Linked DNA regions of Homo sapiens: region 2 is linked to region 1. A link is an interaction called in ENCODE POLR2A ChIA-PET data of the cell type or tissue named here. Cell type or tissue: OCI-LY7. All regions are shown on one strand. Each heading gives the region's core, and the rest is flanking DNA. Links, peaks and the distances in the headings are about the cores only.

Region 1 (8,550 bases), core at 81-8,080:
TACCATTACAATATATTCCTTCCGGTACTTTTTTCCAATGAATCTATTTTTTCCCACATATATAATTTTTTTCTGTAGCATTGCACTCCATTCTTTTTCACTTAAAATTGTATTAAAATCATTGATTCATATTGCTGTAATTTTTCTTTTCATAACTGTACTGTATCTTATCATCCGAACATAACCATAATTTTCTTATCCATTCCTCTATTGCCTGACATTTGTTTTCAATGTCCCTTATTATAAATAATGCTGGCTCAAGCCTGTAATCCCAGCACTTTGGGAGGCTGAGGCAGATGGATCACCTGAGGTCAGGAGTTTGAGACCAGCCTGGCCAACATGGTGAAACCCTATCTGTACTAAAAATACAAAATTAGCTGGGCACGGTGGCACGTGCCTGTAATCCTAGCTACTCGGGAGGCTGAGGCAGGAGAATCACTTGAATCTGGGAGGTGGAGGTTGCAGTGAGCCAAGATCATGCCATTGCACTCCAGCCTGGGCAACAAGAGCATAACTCCATCTCAAAATAAATAAATAAATAAATAAATAACATTAATAATAATAATAAAATAAAAATAAATAAAGTGCTGGGATTACAGGCATAAGCCACCACACCCGGTCTAAAATCTGACAAAACCAAGTGTTGGTAAGAACATGAAGCAATAGGAACTTTCATTCACTGCCAATGGGAATGCAGAGTGGCACAGCCACTTTGAAGAACTGATGTTATCTACTAAAACCGTTAGAAATGCCTATCCTATTATACAGTAATCCCAACTCAAAAGCATATATTCTAAATCAAGCATTAGAAAACTTTTTCTGTAAAAGATTAAAAAGTCAATATTTTAGGCTTTGCAGGCTATGTGGTCTCTGTTGCAACTACTCAGCTCTGCTGAGCAGGAAAGTGGCCACAGACAATGCAGAAAGAAACTGGCGTGGCTGTGTGCACTAGAACTTTATTTATGGACACCAAAATTTGAGATTTTTTAAATTTTTATTGTTATTTTGAGACAGGGTCTCACTCTGTCATCCAGGCTGGGGTGCAGTGGCGCAAGCACGGCTCACTGTAGCCTTGACCTCCTGGCCTCAAGTGATCCTCCCACCTCAGCCTCCTGAGTAGCTGGCACTACAGGCACACACCACCACACCCAGCTACTTTTTAAAAACATCTTTTTGTAGAGATGGGTGTCTTATTATGTTGCCCAGGCTAGTTTTGAACTCTTGGACTAAAGTGATCCTCCCCTCTCAGCCTCCCAAAGTGCTGGGATTACAGGTGTGAACCACTGTGCCCAGCCCTGAATTTTATATAATTAATTTCATATAATGTACCTTCTTTGGATTTTTCCAACCATTAAAAAATGTAAAAATCATGTTTAGTGCATGGACTGTACAAAAGAGGTAGTGGGCCCATTCTGGGTTATGGGAGGTAGTTTGCCAACCCCTGCTCTGTAACGTTACTCAAGGCGTGGTCCAGGGTTCAGTAGCTCAGTAACAATTTGTTGGAAATGAAAACTTAGGGGCCCCACCCTAGACTTACTCAATCAGGATTACTAGGGAAAAAAAAAAAAATAGGAATCTCTATCTTTGCAAGCTCACCAGCTATTTTTATGCACACTGAAGTTTGAGAATTACAGATGTGGTTCTCAAACACACATATGTGCAAAAGCCTGTATGTACAACAATGTTCCTAGCAGCATTATTTGTGATAAACCCGGACTGAAAACAACCCAAATGTCCAGGAACAGTAAAATGTCTAAAAGCAGTAAAATAGGTAAACCAAATAATATTCAGTAATGAAAATACACAAAGTAGGCTTTATGCTCATATTATGCAATATGGATAAACCTTTTAAAGAATGTTGAGCACAAAGGAAAATCCATCAGGAGGCTGAGGCAGGAGGATCACTTGAGGCCAGAAGTCCAAGTCCAGCCTAGGGCAACACAGCAAGACCCTATCTCTACAAAAAAAATTTAAAAATAGCCAGATGTGGTGGCACACACCTGGAGTCCCAGCTCCTCAGGAGACTGAGGTAGGAAGATCACTTGAGCCCAGGATTTCAAGGTTGCAGGGAGCTATGGTCACACTACTGCACTCCAGCCTGGGCAATAGAGCAAGACCCTGTCTCTTAAAAAAATCAATAAATCAATAAACAAATACATCCAGACACAAAAGAATATGAACTCTATGATTCTGTACAACAATATAAAGTTCAAAAATAGACACTATTGTTTTGGAGTGAGCACTTAAATGGCAAAACGGTCAAATGAGGCAAGGAAGTTATACTTAAAATCAGGATTGTGATCTTTGGGAGGAAAAGGGGTGTTGTGTTTAAATGGGCACATAGGACGCTTCTAGTGAGCTGACAATGTCCTATTTCTTGACCCGGGTGATTATAGCATCTGTATTCACTTTATGATAATTTGTTAAAGTGTACATTTATGTTTTATGCACTTTTCTCTATGTGTGATTTTTTCACAATAAAAAATTAAAAGGAAAAATAACTGCGAGTAGTGGCAACTTTCTGAGCTAGCCCTGTGTATAGAACCTGCCAGATCCACTTCACACCTTGACTTCCTGCTTGGCCAATTCCCTGTAGCCCACCCAACTGCAAGTTGCAAATTTATAGGCCAACTGAGCCCAGATGGTTTCCTGCGATAGCTGCTAGGGGCATAATAATGAATACATGTCTCCCAGCACGTTCCCGAATGCATTTTGGCAGGATTTTTCCTGCAGGCAGTAAAACCTTGTTACAAAGTCTCTCTCTGTCTCAGGGGCTTGGCCACATTGCAATTGAGCCACACTGCCTCCTGTTCCAGGCAGCCATCATCCTTGCTCCACATAGCATCCTTGAGAGCTGGCTTTTTCTCCATTGTCCTGTGAAGCTGGTTGATTGATTGTTACTAATAATCATTGCATTTCAGAAACTCGGATTCCTGTCCTCACAGCTGGAACTTTCTCTTCACACTAATTAGAAAACCATCCTCTGGGAAATGCGGCATCTTTATTGAGTCAATCTTTGGTGATGACTAAGTCAACTGGCAAGATGAAGTTTACATCAGGGAGATGAAGGCACTAAAACCCTTCCAGTACACTGGTCCCAGGCCTGAAGCCAATAAGCCAGGCTGACCTGACAGATATCCAGACCCCCACATCTAGAGAAACTAAGGGTTGCATTACAGAAGGACTAGCTAGAGGTTGGGGTCAACCCAGGGGTCAAAGAGCCATGCCAGCTATGATCCCCCAGTTTTCTTCCCCTTCTTCCTAATTTACAGTAGCTCTGGGTATTAGCTGCATAATTAAGACCACATTTCCCAGACTCCCTTGCAGTTAATACAGTCATGTGACTAAATCCTCATTAATAAGAATGCAAGCAGAAGTGGTATCTGGAACTTCTAGGAAAGGTCCATGTCCTTCTCCTTTCCCTTCTGTGTTGCTTGGAAGCTTTAGCTTCCATACCAATGAATAGCAAAGCATCATACAAGTTCTGGACTAATTTTCTGCCTTTTTTTTTTTTTCAAGACAGGGTCTCACTCTGTCACCAAGGTCTGAGTGCAGTGGCGCGATCTCAGCTCACTGCAGCTTCAACTTCCCAGCTTCAAGCAATCCTCCAACCTCAGCCTCCCAAGGAGCTGGGACTACAGGCGTGCACCACCATGCCCAAATAATTTTTTTTTGTAGAGACAAGGTCTCACTATGTTGCCCAGGCTGGACGCAAGCAATCCTCCTGCCTCAGCCTCCCAAAGGGCTGGGATTATATGCATGAACCATGGCACCTGGCCTTAATTTCCTGGCTTTTGTTAAAAAAAAAGAAAAGAAAAGAAAAGAAACTTCTATCTTGTCTAAGCCACTGCTTTGGAGGAGTTTCTGTCACTTGTATTTGAACCCAGTCTTAATTGGTACAACAGCTTTTGTCAATGGTAAAGAAGTGGAAACAACCTTAGTGGCCCACAAGAAAGGACTGGCTAAATTCGTTCACTCATTTACTTACTCATTTATCGCATTTTTAATGAGTGCCCACCACATGCTCGGCTTTGATCTAGGCTCTGAGCTATGGGGGATATAGTGGTAAAAAGGTATTGTCTCTACCCTGAAGAACTTTGTTAGAAGAGGAGGCAGAAGGCATAAGTAAATGCGCAATACAATGATGTGTAATTAGCGGAACCACAGAGGCTAAGTAGTTAAAAAAACATTTTAAAACAGGATAGGAAAAATGGTGACGCATTGCTAAAAAGGGGATAATTAAAGATCATGCACAGTGAGTTCAATTTGTAAAACAGCATATATATTTGCATGGAGAAAAAACTAAACTGATATATGCTTTTTCTGAACACCTTGAACAGCAGTGGTATTTAGTAGGTAAACAATAAATGATTAATGAATGAAAGAATCTATTTCAAGATCAAGGGATTATTTTTTCTAGGTATTTTTCTGTACTTTCCAAATGCCGCCCAATAAGTATGTATTACTTTTGTAATAAGGAAAAAATATCAACATTAGGAAACTGTGAATTAGGGAGTTAAGGATCAAGATGACGTGTAGAGCAGCGATTTTTGTTAGAATGCAAACTAAGCTGTGCTAGACTTAGTCTCAAAAAGAAATGTAAGTCTGAGGTCTGAGTTTGGCCTCTCCCTAACGGGCGGAGACTGTGGCTCTCCACCCCATGCACGGTCCGGAAGCAGGCAAGCAAGTTTGCCCTGGGCTTTGTTCTACATTTTAGTGGGGCAGGGCCCACTGCAGCCAAGTTATTAAGCACTAGGTCTCTCACTTCTCTTCCCCTGGCTCCTCTCTGCTGGGCCTCCTGCCCTACCATCAAGGCAGCTGTTGTTGTTTTGTAGAGGCTAATTAACTCCACACTGCATGAAGCCAGACGCTAATTGGCCCACTCACTTAATCAACCTTAATGTCTCTCTTCTGGTGGACACGGCTGCTGCTTTTTGTTCCCCTGATCATCAACAAACGTGGTTCCAGGCGAATGGCAGCAACAGCCTCTGGTGGTAACAGCCCTCAGCCTGTCACCTACCACGGGAAATACTGAGGCTCATTTTGACACCTCAGCTCAGTGGACAGGCCCTCAAGTTCATGATCACCGAAGCATCTTGAAACCTGAGCTTATTGCTGCTCTTCCAAACATTGCATGATGATATGAGTCATCAGATGGTTGGTTACTCAAGAGAATTGGCCTCATCTCTGTCTGTTGCTGACACATAGTTAAGACTATAACATCTAACTTATACAGCTACCTTTTGCTGAGTGTTTTTTTTTTTTCTGTAGCACTGTGTCGGGGCCTTTCCAATGGAACATGAACACAACATTGCACAGAGTAGGTAAGCAATACAGATTTTTAACCGAATGAGGAAGAAACACCATTCTTATCCCATTTGTCAGATGAGGACACTGAGGCAACAATAATGTTTACATCTGTAATTGAAATGATGTACATATTCCTATAAGATTAGGACCAAGAAGTATTCTAATCCCCCCAACCTTTTTTTTTTTTTTTTTTGAGAAATGGAAGCTTTCCAAAAGAAAAATGACTTTCCTAAGGACAGAAGAGTATGACAAACAGAATAGTGCTACCCTTCCCAAAGATGTTTACCTGTGGCTGGGTGCGGTGGCTCACGCCTGTAATCCCAGCACTTTGGGAGGCCAAGGCGGGTGGATCACGAGGTCAGGAGATCGAGACCATCCTGGCTAACACGGTGAAACCCTGTCTCTACTAAAAAATTCAAAAAAATTAGCTGGGCGAGGTGGCAGGCACCTGTAGTCCCAGCTACTCGGGAGGCTGAGGCAGAAGAATTGTGTGAACCCGGGAGGCGGAGCTTGCAGTGAGCCGAGATCGTGCCACTGCACTCCAGCCTGGGCGACAGAGCAAGACTCCGTCTCAAAAAAAAAAAAAAAAAGTTTACCTGCTAATCCCCAGAAGCTATACATTTGTTACCTTAGATGCAAAACAACCTTGGTGGTGTGATTAAATTAAGATCTGGAGATGGGAAGTTTCTCCTGGAGCATTTAGTTGGGTCCAATGTAATCACAAGGGTCCCTATAAGAGGGAGACGGAAGTCTATGAGTAGAGAAAGCTGTAAGAACAGAAGCATATGTCAGATAGGAGAGAAGAAGCTGCTGGCTTTAAAGATGGAAGAATGGGCCACAAGCCAAGGAATGCAAGAAGCCTCTGGAAAATGCAAGCTGGAAAACAGAAGGAGATAGATTTTCCCCTGAAGTCTTCAGAAGAAATGCAGTGCTGCCAACACCTTAATTTTAGACTTCTGACCTCCAGAACTATAAGAGAATAAAACTTAACGTTTTAAGCCACTAAGTTTACGGTAATTTGTTACAACAGCCATGGCAAATGAATACTGATTTTGTTACTGCAGCAATACAAAACTGATACACACTGCAAGTGGAAGATTTAAAGGGCTTGACATTTAGGCATTAGGATGTGAAAACCCTTTTTCACTGAATTGATGAGATTTTTCCATACCTAATCAGTGTATGGTGATTTTGAATTCTAGCTTCCCATAAAGATGAAGATAACTGGGCAGGTGGAACTGTTGGCCTGCCTTCTCACTGCCAACATTTCCTCTGTCTCCTTCCTAGTCTATTCTACACTTCCTGCCCTTTTACTTCCTCTTCTTCCTCAAGCACCTAAAGCCCAACCTTGCCAGGCACAGTGGCTCACATCTGTTATCCTAGCACTTTGGGAGGCCAATATGGGTGGATCACCTGAGCCCAGGAGTTCAAGACCAGCCTAGGCAACTTGGCAAAACCCTGTCTCTACAAAAAATATAAAAAATAAGCCAGGTGGGGTGGCAAATACCTGTCAAGTCCCAGCCACTCAGGAGGCTCAGGTGGGAGGATCACCTGAACCTGGGGAAGTCAAGGTTACAGTAAGCTGTGATTGCGCCACTGCACTCCAGCCTGGGCAACAGGAATGAGACCCTGTCTCAATAAATAAATAAATAAATCCAGCCTCACAATATAGCTCATCTGGGGGAAACCATGTTTCTGTGTCAATCTGAAGGTCAGCTTTAACCAGGGCAGAAAGAGTCACAGAACTTGTGGGAGGTTGGTGTTTGGGAGACGGTAGACAGAACATTTAAACTCTTGTGTTTGAATTCTACCTACCCTGCCTGCTTCCAGCGTGCCTCCATTTCATCCTCCATCTGAAAGCTTGTTGTAAGGATGCAATGAAATAACCCATGTTGGGCCGGGTGCGGTGACTCTCGCCTGTAATCCCAGCACTTTGGGAGGCTGAGGCGGGCAGATCACCTGAGGTCTGGAATTTGAGACCAGCCTGGCCAACATGGTGAAACCCCTGTCTCTACCAAAAATACAAAAAATTAGCTGGGCGTCATGGTGGGCGCTTGTAATCCTAGCCACCTGGGAGGCTGAGGCAGGAGAATCACTTGAACGTGGGAAGTGGAGGTTGCAGTGAGCCGAGATCATGCCACTGCACTCCAGCCTGGGCAACAGAGTAAGACTCTGTCACCAAAAAAAAAAAAAAAAGAAAGAAAGAAAGAACCCATGTCATGCTTAGCATAATACCTGGCAATGATAAATGCTCAACAGATGTTTGTGATAATGACACTGACTCAAGCTGAGCTCCTGGTTCTCAGGAGCCTGGGTTTACTCCTCAGAGGCTTAAGATCTAGAGCAGTGGTTCTCAAACTATAGCATGCACCAGGTTCCTCTGGAAGGGACTGAGCCTCTCTTCCAGAGTTTGATTCAGTAGGTCTGGGGTGGGGCCTGAACATCCGCCCCAGGCAATGGGGATTCAGCGGCACCAGGGACTACACTTTGAGAACCACTGATTTAGAGCTGAGACTCAACGATGGTGCCTTCATTATTGTTCCCCAGCGCCCAGCACAGTGTCTGACATATAATAGGCATTCAACAAATATTTGTGGAATGAATACATTTTTTTCCACTGTCTCCCTGAGGCTTTAAATGTCTGGGAAGCTGCCCTTCTCCATAAAAGAATCCCATTCTCTATCTTTTTTATCGCCATCATATTTACCACAACTTGGTGCTGACAATCTCCTCTTCATAGACTCCCTGTTTTCCCCTTGAATACCCTCCATTTCCACAGTGAGTGTCTCTCCCCTGGATCTCAACCTTTTCCATTAACTCCATGCACTGCACAGCCTGTTCCGGGACATCAAACTTTAATTTAAACAGAAAATGATCAATAAGCTTAGCAAATTGCCCATGGCAACCTATGCTGAGTGAATCAAAGAGTTTTATAGGTAATTTAAAGGGTGTCTTCACTCATCCCTCAAGGTAAAGCTTAGCACATTGACAAGAGCCCTTTTCCGCCCTGGCTCAGGAAGCTCTGGAAGGAAATGGAAGAGAAAGGACTTAGGTCCTGGGGTTGGAGGAGGCTGGGCCAGGAAGGAAAGATCTGTCTTTTAGGATTAAAAGCTTCTAAGAAAAAAACACTGACATTAGATATCGAACCCTGTGTGAGTTGGGGGGTTTTGGATTGCAGAAAACAGAAATAGACTCTGGATAACTTTAGAAAATAAAAATAATTCCACTCTATAGGGTGTA
Region 2 (8,550 bases), core at 127-8,126, 190 kb after region 1:
ATCAAGATTAAAAGCTGTTATTGATAAAATGATTCTAAAATTCAGTTCTTTTGGCTACTTTGTACATGGATACACATGAACCATTTTACAAGGAAAATGTTATGTGTATTTGTCATTCACTTACAATTTTAAATTTTGGGAATATAATAAAAGGCAATCTATGTAAAAAGATGACACCGATGTAGTTGGTTTACTAAGTAATTCAAGAGGAGCAGTGGCTCTCTCTTTTTCTCTAGGTATTCCCTAGTGCTTTCATCGTAAAATAGGATTCTAACAACTATTAATGTATTTGGAGTTTCTTAAGGGTGTAAAATAGGTCAAGTAAAGATTTTCAAGAGTCATACAGCTGCTTTTCTCTCTGCCCCAAAAGGGGAGATTTGGGTTGGCCAGCAGCTTCTGACCCTTGTTGTTAGTGTGTGGGCCTTCCTTTGTTCTGTTGCCTTCCTCACCTCCCAAAGGTACTTTTAGCACCCTATTTTTTTCTCCTCTTTGAATTATAAACATTGTTCTGTAGTATTGAATTTTTGAAAATTTCTAGATTCTAGAACTCTGTCCATTGTGGATGGAGCTTGTATATATGTTAGTGTGTACCTTAGTCTAGAACCTTCAAGTGGGTTGAGTGCCAATGTGAGTACCATGTGATTGTTTTCTAAATTGGCTATACTTGCCATTTTAAATACTTTGAAATGGAATTTGGCATTAAGGGCTACAAGTCGAAGGCCTCTGCTGATTAAACTATGTAGTTGATGACATATTCTACCATCTAGCTGCTTAAATATGAGAGAGTGGTTTTGTATGTTTTACTAAGTAAAAAAAAGGATATTTAAAAGAATAAGAAAACTTCTACCACTAAGGAGCTTTATAATGAAAAGAAGTAATTAAATGGTACAAAATGGTAATGTACTAAGAGTAAATCTTTTGAGTTATTTTGGGTCTCTTGTGCTAAAAAGTAGATGCCTTTCAGAAGACGTTAATATAGCCTTTCAAATAATTTGTTTGGAAGGATCAATCATGCACCCTGCTTTCAAAGGTTTGGAATTGTGGTTGGAGAATTTTACCCCCAATAGCTGAGTCTAAGGGTAGGAGAAAGGTAAGAGACTTTATTCATGTGTAGTTTTTCTTATCATTGTATGCAAATTTAAGGATTAAACTTTAAGGAGACTGTATAAGACACTTCTTAAACTAGAAAGTGCGTGGGAGAACAAACGGTAATGAGCTGTTTATGTATATATCTTTTTCTTTTTTAAATTATAGTGGTTGGCACTTACCATGGTTCCCCAGACCAGTCCCATCAAGTGACTGGTAACCACCAGCAGCCTCCTCAGCAGAACACTGGATTTCCACGTAGCAATCAGCCCTATTACAATAGTCGTGGTGTGTCTCGTGGAGGCTCCCGTGGTGCTAGAGGCTTGATGAATGGATACCGGGGCCCTGCCAATGGATTCAGAGGTAAAAAAATAAAAAAGGAGGTTCTAATGACCTTTTACTAGTTCAAATTATTTTTTGATTTGTAAAATATATCACACAGTTTTTGGGAAGGATGTATCTGCATTAGCCTCCTATGTGCAATTTAAACAATGTATATTTTGGTACAATTTGTGTATTTGGTATAATTTGTTATTTAAATAACAGATCATGGAATTTTTGTTCATTTGGTTATGTCAAATTAATGTCTACCACTATCTCCTGGAGGATAAGTATTTTCCACATTACCAAAACTTACGGGGATTGTTTATTATATTTGTACAGATGTGTGTTTACATGCATAGATGGGTTAAAAGTTTATCTTCTGAGGGGCAGTTAGTACTTACAGAAATTTATAAACAGATTGGATCAAGATAGGAAATTGGAGATTAATTTGATTAACTAGCCTGGCTTATAATTTCTAGTTCTTCCCGTCTTCATTAATAAAAAAGTAAAAATTCCTTGTGAAGATAAGAAAATTATTTCTTTTCTTGTCCTAAATTTTAGGAGGATATGATGGTTACCGCCCTTCATTCTCTAACACTCCAAACAGTGGTTATACACAGTCTCAGTTCAGTGCTCCCCGGGATTACTCTGGCTATCAACGGGTAGGTAAAGTAGTTCTAAAGTGTAAACCTGAACTAAATATACCAATGAAAGTGACTTAGTGTTGTTGCTTAATGAACCTAAGTAACTAATTTGGCGTTAACTTTGTGGTGTCCAAGACACTCTGTTGAAACAAAAGCTTTTAGCACTCAACATCAGTACTCCTTTAGTAAAGCCTGTTAAAGACAGTGATTTCCAAGAGCAGAGAAATATATTTCACTGAATGTTCTTTGAGAATAGTAGAAGTACAACAATTACAGAACAAGGTGTAGCTGTGATAAACTGATACTGAAGTGTCTAAAAGATTAAGGAAGAATTCTGTATTGAGTGTTAGACTGAAAGAATAGATGGGTAAGCATTTTTTAAAAAGTACCTTTTCAATACTAACTAGCTTGTCTTTTAGGATGGATATCAGCAGAATTTCAAGCGAGGCTCTGGGCAGAGTGGACCACGGGGAGCCCCACGAGGTAATATTTTGTGGTGGTGATCCTAGCTCCTAAGTGGAGCTTCTGTTCTGGCCTTGGAAGAGCTGTTAATAGTCTGCATGTTAGGAATACATTTATCCTTTCCAGACTTGTTGCTAGGGATTAAATGAAATGCTCTGTTTCTAAAACTTAATCTTGGACCCAAATTTTAATTTTTGAATGATTTAATTTTCCCTGTTACTATATAAACTGTCTTGAAAACTAGAACATATTCTCTTCTCAGAAAAAGTGTTTTTCCAACTGAAAATTATTTTTCAGGTCCTAAAACCTGCTAAATGTTTTTAGGAAGTACTTACTGAAACATTTTTGTAAGACATTTTTGGAATGAGATTGAACATTTATATAAATTTATTATTCCTCTTTCATTTTTTTGAAACATGCCTATTATATTTTAGGGCCAGACACCCTTTAATGGCCGGATAAGCCATAGTTAACATTTAGAGAACCATTTAGAAGTGATAGAACTAATGGAATTTGCAATGCCTTTTGGACCTCTATTAGTGATATAAATATCAAGTTATTTCTGACTTTTAAACAAAACTCCCAAATTCCTAACTTATTGAGCTATACTTAAAAAAAATTACAGGTTTAGAGAGTTTTTTGTTTTTCTTTTACTGTTGGAAAACTACTTCCCATTTTGGCAGGAAGTTAACCTATTTAACAATTAGAGCTAGCATTTCATGTAGTCTGAAATTCTAAATGGTTCTCTGATTTGAGGGAGGTTAAACATCAAACAGGTTTCCTCTATTGGCCATAACATGTATAAAATGTGTGTTAAGGAGGAATTACAACGTACTTTGATTTGAATACTAGTAGAAACTGGCCAGGAAAAAGGTACATTTTTCTAAAAATTAATGGATCACTTGGGAATTACTGACTTGACTAGAAGTATCAAAGGATGTTTGCATGTGAATGTGGGTTATGTTCTTTCCCACCTTGTAGCATATTCGATGAAAGTTGAGTTAACTGATAGCTAAAAATCTGTTTTAACAGCATGTAAAAAGTTATTTTATCTGTTAAAAGTCATTATACAGTTTTGAATGTTATGTAGTTTCTTTTTAACAGTTTAGGTAATAAGGTCTGTTTTCATTCTGGTGCTTTTATTAATTTTGATAGTATGATGTTACTTACTACTGAAATGTAAGCTAGAGTGTACACTAGAATGTAAGCTCCATGAGAGCAGGTACCTTGTCTGTCTTCTCTGCTGTATCTATTCCCAACGCTTGATGATGGTGCCTGGCACATAGTAGGCACTCAATAAATATTTGTTGAATGAATGAATGAATGAGTACTGGTGGAATACTCCATTAGCTTTACTCTTCTTTTAGCTAAGAGAACATGAGCAAATTTGCGCATGACAACTTCCAGGACAGGGGAAACTTGAACACTGAAGAATTGACCTCTTAAGCCTAATAATGTGGTGACAGGCTGCCCACATGCTTCTTGACTTCAGATGAAAATCTGCTTGAAGGCAAAACAAATAATATTTGAAAGAAAAATCAAATGCCATTTTTGTCTTCTAGGTCGTGGAGGGCCCCCAAGACCCAACAGAGGGATGCCGCAAATGAACACTCAGCAAGTGAATTAATCTGATTCACAGGATTATGTTTAATCGCCAAAAACACACTGGCCAGTGTACCATAATATGTTACCAGAAGAGTTATTATCTATTTGTTCTCCCTTTCAGGAAACTTATTGTAAAGGGACTGTTTTCATCCCATAAAGACAGGACTACAATTGTCAGCTTTCTATTACCTGGATATGGAAGGAAACTATTTTTACTCTGCATGTTCTGTCCTAAGCGTCATCTTGAGCCTTGCACATGATACTCAGATTCCTCACCCTTGCTTAGGAGTAAAACAATATACTTTACAGGGTGATAATAATCTCCATAGTTATTTGAAGTGGCTTGAAAAAGGCAAGATTGACTTTTATGACATTGGATAAAATCTACAAATCAGCCCTCGAGTTATTCAATGATAACTGACAAACTAAATTATTTCCCTAGAAAGGAAGATGAAAGGAGTGGAGTGTGGTTTGGCAGAACAACTGCATTTCACAGCTTTTCCAGTTAAATTGGAGCACTGAACGTTCAGATGCATACCAAATTATGCATGGGTCCTAATCACACATATAAGGCTGGCTACCAGCTTTGACACAGCACTGTTCATCTGGCCAAACAACTGTGGTTAAAAACACATGTAAAATGCTTTTTAACAGCTGATACTGTATAAGACAAAGCCAAGATGCAAAATTAGGCTTTGATTGGCACTTTTTGAAAAATATGCAACAAATATGGGATGTAATCCGGATGGCCGCTTCTGTACTTAATGTGAAATATTTAGATACCTTTTTGAACACTTAACAGTTTCTTTGAGACAATGACTTTTGTAAGGATTGGTACTATCTATCATTCCTTATGACATGTACATTGTCTGTCACTAATCCTTGGATTTTGCTGTATTGTCACCTAAATTGGTACAGGTACTGATGAAAATCTCTAGTGGATAATCATAACACTCTCGGTCACATGTTTTTCCTTCAGCTTGAAAGCTTTTTTTTAAAAGGAAAAGATACCAAATGCCTGCTGCTACCACCCTTTTCAATTGCTATCTTTTGAAAGGCACCAGTATGTGTTTTAGATTGATTTCCCTGTTTCAGGGAAATCACGGACAGTAGTTTCAGTTCTGATGGTATAAGCAAAACAAATAAAACGTTTATAAAAGTTGTATCTTGAAACACTGGTGTTCAACAGCTAGCAGCTTATGTGATTCACCCCATGCCACGTTAGTGTCACAAATTTTATGGTTTATCTCCAGCAACATTTCTCTAGTACTTGCACTTATTATCTTTTGTCTAATTTAACCTTAACTGAATTCTCCGTTTCTCCTGGAGGCATTTATATTCAGTGATAATTCCTTCCCTTAGATGCATAGGGAGAGTCTCTAAATTTGATGGAAATGGACACTTGAGTAGTGACTTAGCCTTATGTACTCTGTTGGAATTTGTGCTAGCAGTTTGAGCACTAGTTCTGTGTGCCTAGGAAGTTAATGCTGCTTATTGTCTCATTCTGACTTCATGGAGAATTAATCCCACCTTTAAGCAAAGGCTACTAAGTTAATGGTATTTTCTGTGCAGAAATTAAATTTTATTTTCAGCATTTAGCCCAGGAATTCTTCCAGTAGGTGCTCAGCTATTTAAAAACAAAACTATTCTCAAACATTCATCATTAGACAACTGGAGTTTTTGCTGGTTTTGTAACCTACCAAAATGGATAGGCTGTTGAACATTCCACATTCAAAAGTTTTGTAGGGTGGTGGGAAATGGGGGATCTTCAATGTTTATTTTAAAATAAAATAAAATAAGTTCTTGACTTTTCTCATGTGTGGTTGTGGTACATCATATTGGAAGGGTTAACCTGTTACTTTGGCAAATGAGTATTTTTTTGCTAGCACCTCCCCTTGCGTGCTTTAAATGACATCTGCCTGGGATGTACCACAACCATATGTTACCTGTATCTTAGGGGAATGGATAAAATATTTGTGGTTTACTGGGTAATCCCTAGATGATGTATGCTTGCAGTCCTATATAAAACTAAATTTGCTATCTGTGTAGAAAATAATTTCATGACATTTACAATCAGGACTGAAGTAAGTTCTTCACACAGTGACCTCTGAATCAGTTTCAGAGAAGGGATGGGGGAGAAAATGCCTTCTAGGTTTTGAACTTCTATGCATTAGTGCAGATGTTGTGAATGTGTAAAGGTGTTCATAGTTTGACTGTTTCTATGTATGTTTTTTCAAAGAATTGTTCCTTTTTTTGAACTATAATTTTTCTTTTTTTGGTTATTTTACCATCACAGTTTAAATGTATATCTTTTATGTCTCTACTCAGACCATATTTTTAAAGGGGTGCCTCATTATGGGGCAGAGAACTTTTCAATAAGTCTCATTAAGATCTGAATCTTGGTTCTAAGCATTCTGTATAATATGTGATTGCTTGTCCTAGCTGCAGAAGGCCTTTTGTTTGGTCAAATGCATATTTTAGCAGAGTTTCAAGGAAATGATTGTCACACATGTCACTGTAGCCTCTTGGTGTAGCAAGCTCACATACAAAATACTTTTGTATATGCATAATATAAATCATCTCATGTGGATATGAAACTTCTTTTTTAAAACTTAAAAAGGTAGAATGTTATTGATTACCTTGATTAGGGCAGTTTTATTTCCAGATCCTAATAATTCCTAAAAAATATGGAAAAGTTTTTTTTCAATCATTGTACCTTGATATTAAAACAAATATCCTTTAAGTATTTCTAATCAGTTAGCTTCTACAGTTCTTTTGTCTCCTTTTATATGCAGCTCTTACGTGGGAGACTTTTCCACTTAAAGGAGACATAGAATGTGTGCTTATTCTCAGAAGGTTCATTAACTGAGGTGATGAGTTAACAACTAGTTGAGCAGTCAGCTTCCTAAGTGTTTTAGGACATTTGTTCATTATATTTTCCGTCATATAACTAGAGGAAGTGGAATGCAGATAAGTGCCGAATTCAAACCCTTCATTTTATGTTTAAGCTCCTGAATCTGCATTCCACTTGGGTTGTTTTTAAGCATTCTAAATTTTAGTTGATTATAAGTTAGATTTCACAGAATCAGTATTGCCCTTGATCTTGTCCTTTTTATGGAGTTAACGGGGAGGAAGACCCCTCAGGAAAACGAAAGTAAATTGTTAAGGCTCATCTTCATACCTTTTTCCATTTTGAATCCTACAAAAATACTGCAAAAGACTAGTGAATGTTTAAAATTACACTAGATTAAATAATATGAAAGTCTGGTTTTCTCACTGTCCTTGAACGCAGTCTGCTTAAGTTGTTAAAAACCATCCAGCAAAAGCTGTAGGTGAAGAAGTGCTACTGGTGTGAAGAGAGGAAAAGGTTTATAAAAGCAATCTGATAGCCTCATCTAATACACTTCTCAGCTTCTGCTACTAATATCCTACTTTTAACAAGCTGTTCTGAAGCTTAATCCAGTTACATAAGCAGTACGGCTGTTTTGAGTAGAGGCAGTGGAAGATCAGCAGTTTGTTCCTGATCATCTAGCAAAGGCATTTGTGTATTAATGCTTATTTGGAAATACCAATTTTAAGTACTGTGTTTAATAGGGAGACACACTGTATTAAGCAACTAAACTAAGGCTTTATTCAGCAAATTAGGGTATCCTTTGCCCAGCATCATGCCAAGCACTAGGCATTTAGTGGTGACAAAAATTACTGTGGTTTCTGCTTTCATTGAACTGTCTAATCAAAGACTGATGACACCAAAGTGTAGCAGATGCCATGATGGAGCAATGTGGTTGATGGCAGATATTAAAGCCATGACTGAGTGTATACCCTAGTTAAAATGATCAGGGGAGACTTAACTGAAAGGGGTAATTGAGCTAGATTTGAAGGATGAGGAGTAGCAGACTAGTCAAAGAAAGGGAGAGAAGAACATACCTAAACATCTGATCACCAGTGACTGAGAAAGTTATCAGGATCAAGTGGAAAGAGAAAGGACTAGCAGAGTTACAGGTTAGAGAAACAGGTAAAGGCTACTATGGACGGCATAATAGTTGCATCCCATGTTTTGTCTCTTAAGAACAGTTGCAAACTATTGAAGGTTTTAAAGCTGTGTGTTGGGCCGGGTGTGGTGGCTTGTGCCTGTAATCCCAGCACTTTGGGAGGCCGAGGCGGGTGGATCACGAGGTCAGGAGTTTGAGACCAGCCTGGCCAATATGGTGAAATCCCGTCTCTATTAAAAATAAAAAAGTAGCCAGGCGTTGTGGCATGCGCCTGTAGTCTCAGCTATTTGAGAGGCTGAGGCAGAAGAATCGCTTGAACCCGGGAAGTGAAGGTTGCAGTGAGCAGAGATCGCGCCACTGCATTCCAGCCTGGGCGACAGAGCGAGACTTCGTCTCACAAAAAAAAAAAAAAAAAAAAAAAAAAAAAAAAAAAAAAA

Evidence for each region. ChIA-PET counts read pairs that join two places held together with the same protein. Peaks named below come from ENCODE experiments on the same cell type or tissue, not always from the same donor. Only the 100,000 strongest peaks of a DNase experiment are listed, where the experiment ranks them.
Region 2: POLR2A ChIA-PET joins it to region 1 with 10 read pairs; 3 of 35 experiments call an interaction of 5 or more read pairs at or near these places.

The regions. Positions count from the first base shown.
Region 1 is chr11:33,907,812-33,916,361 of GRCh38, forward strand. It overlaps LOC105376621 (a long non-coding RNA gene), which reads left to right. Exons shown (of 3, transcript XR_931176.3): 3 at 2,922-3,827. LOC124902659 (a long non-coding RNA gene) reads left to right here and starts at 5,286. Exons shown (of 2, transcript XR_007062648.1): 1 at 5,286-5,324; 2 at 6,103-6,312. In OCI-LY7, for the core only: no CTCF peak of the experiment used is centred there; no DNase peak of the experiment used is centred there.
Region 2 is chr11:34,095,225-34,103,774 of GRCh38, forward strand. It overlaps CAPRIN1 (cell cycle associated protein 1), which reads left to right. Exons shown (of 19, transcript NM_005898.5): 16 at 1,255-1,449; 17 at 1,972-2,072; 18 at 2,474-2,537; 19 at 4,079-7,386. The coding sequence ends at 4,143. Among named protein-coding and RNA genes, the nearest start is that of NAT10, 6.1 kb to the right of the region's middle. In OCI-LY7, for the core only: no CTCF peak of the experiment used is centred there; no DNase peak of the experiment used is centred there; H3K27ac peaks cover 1,205 bases.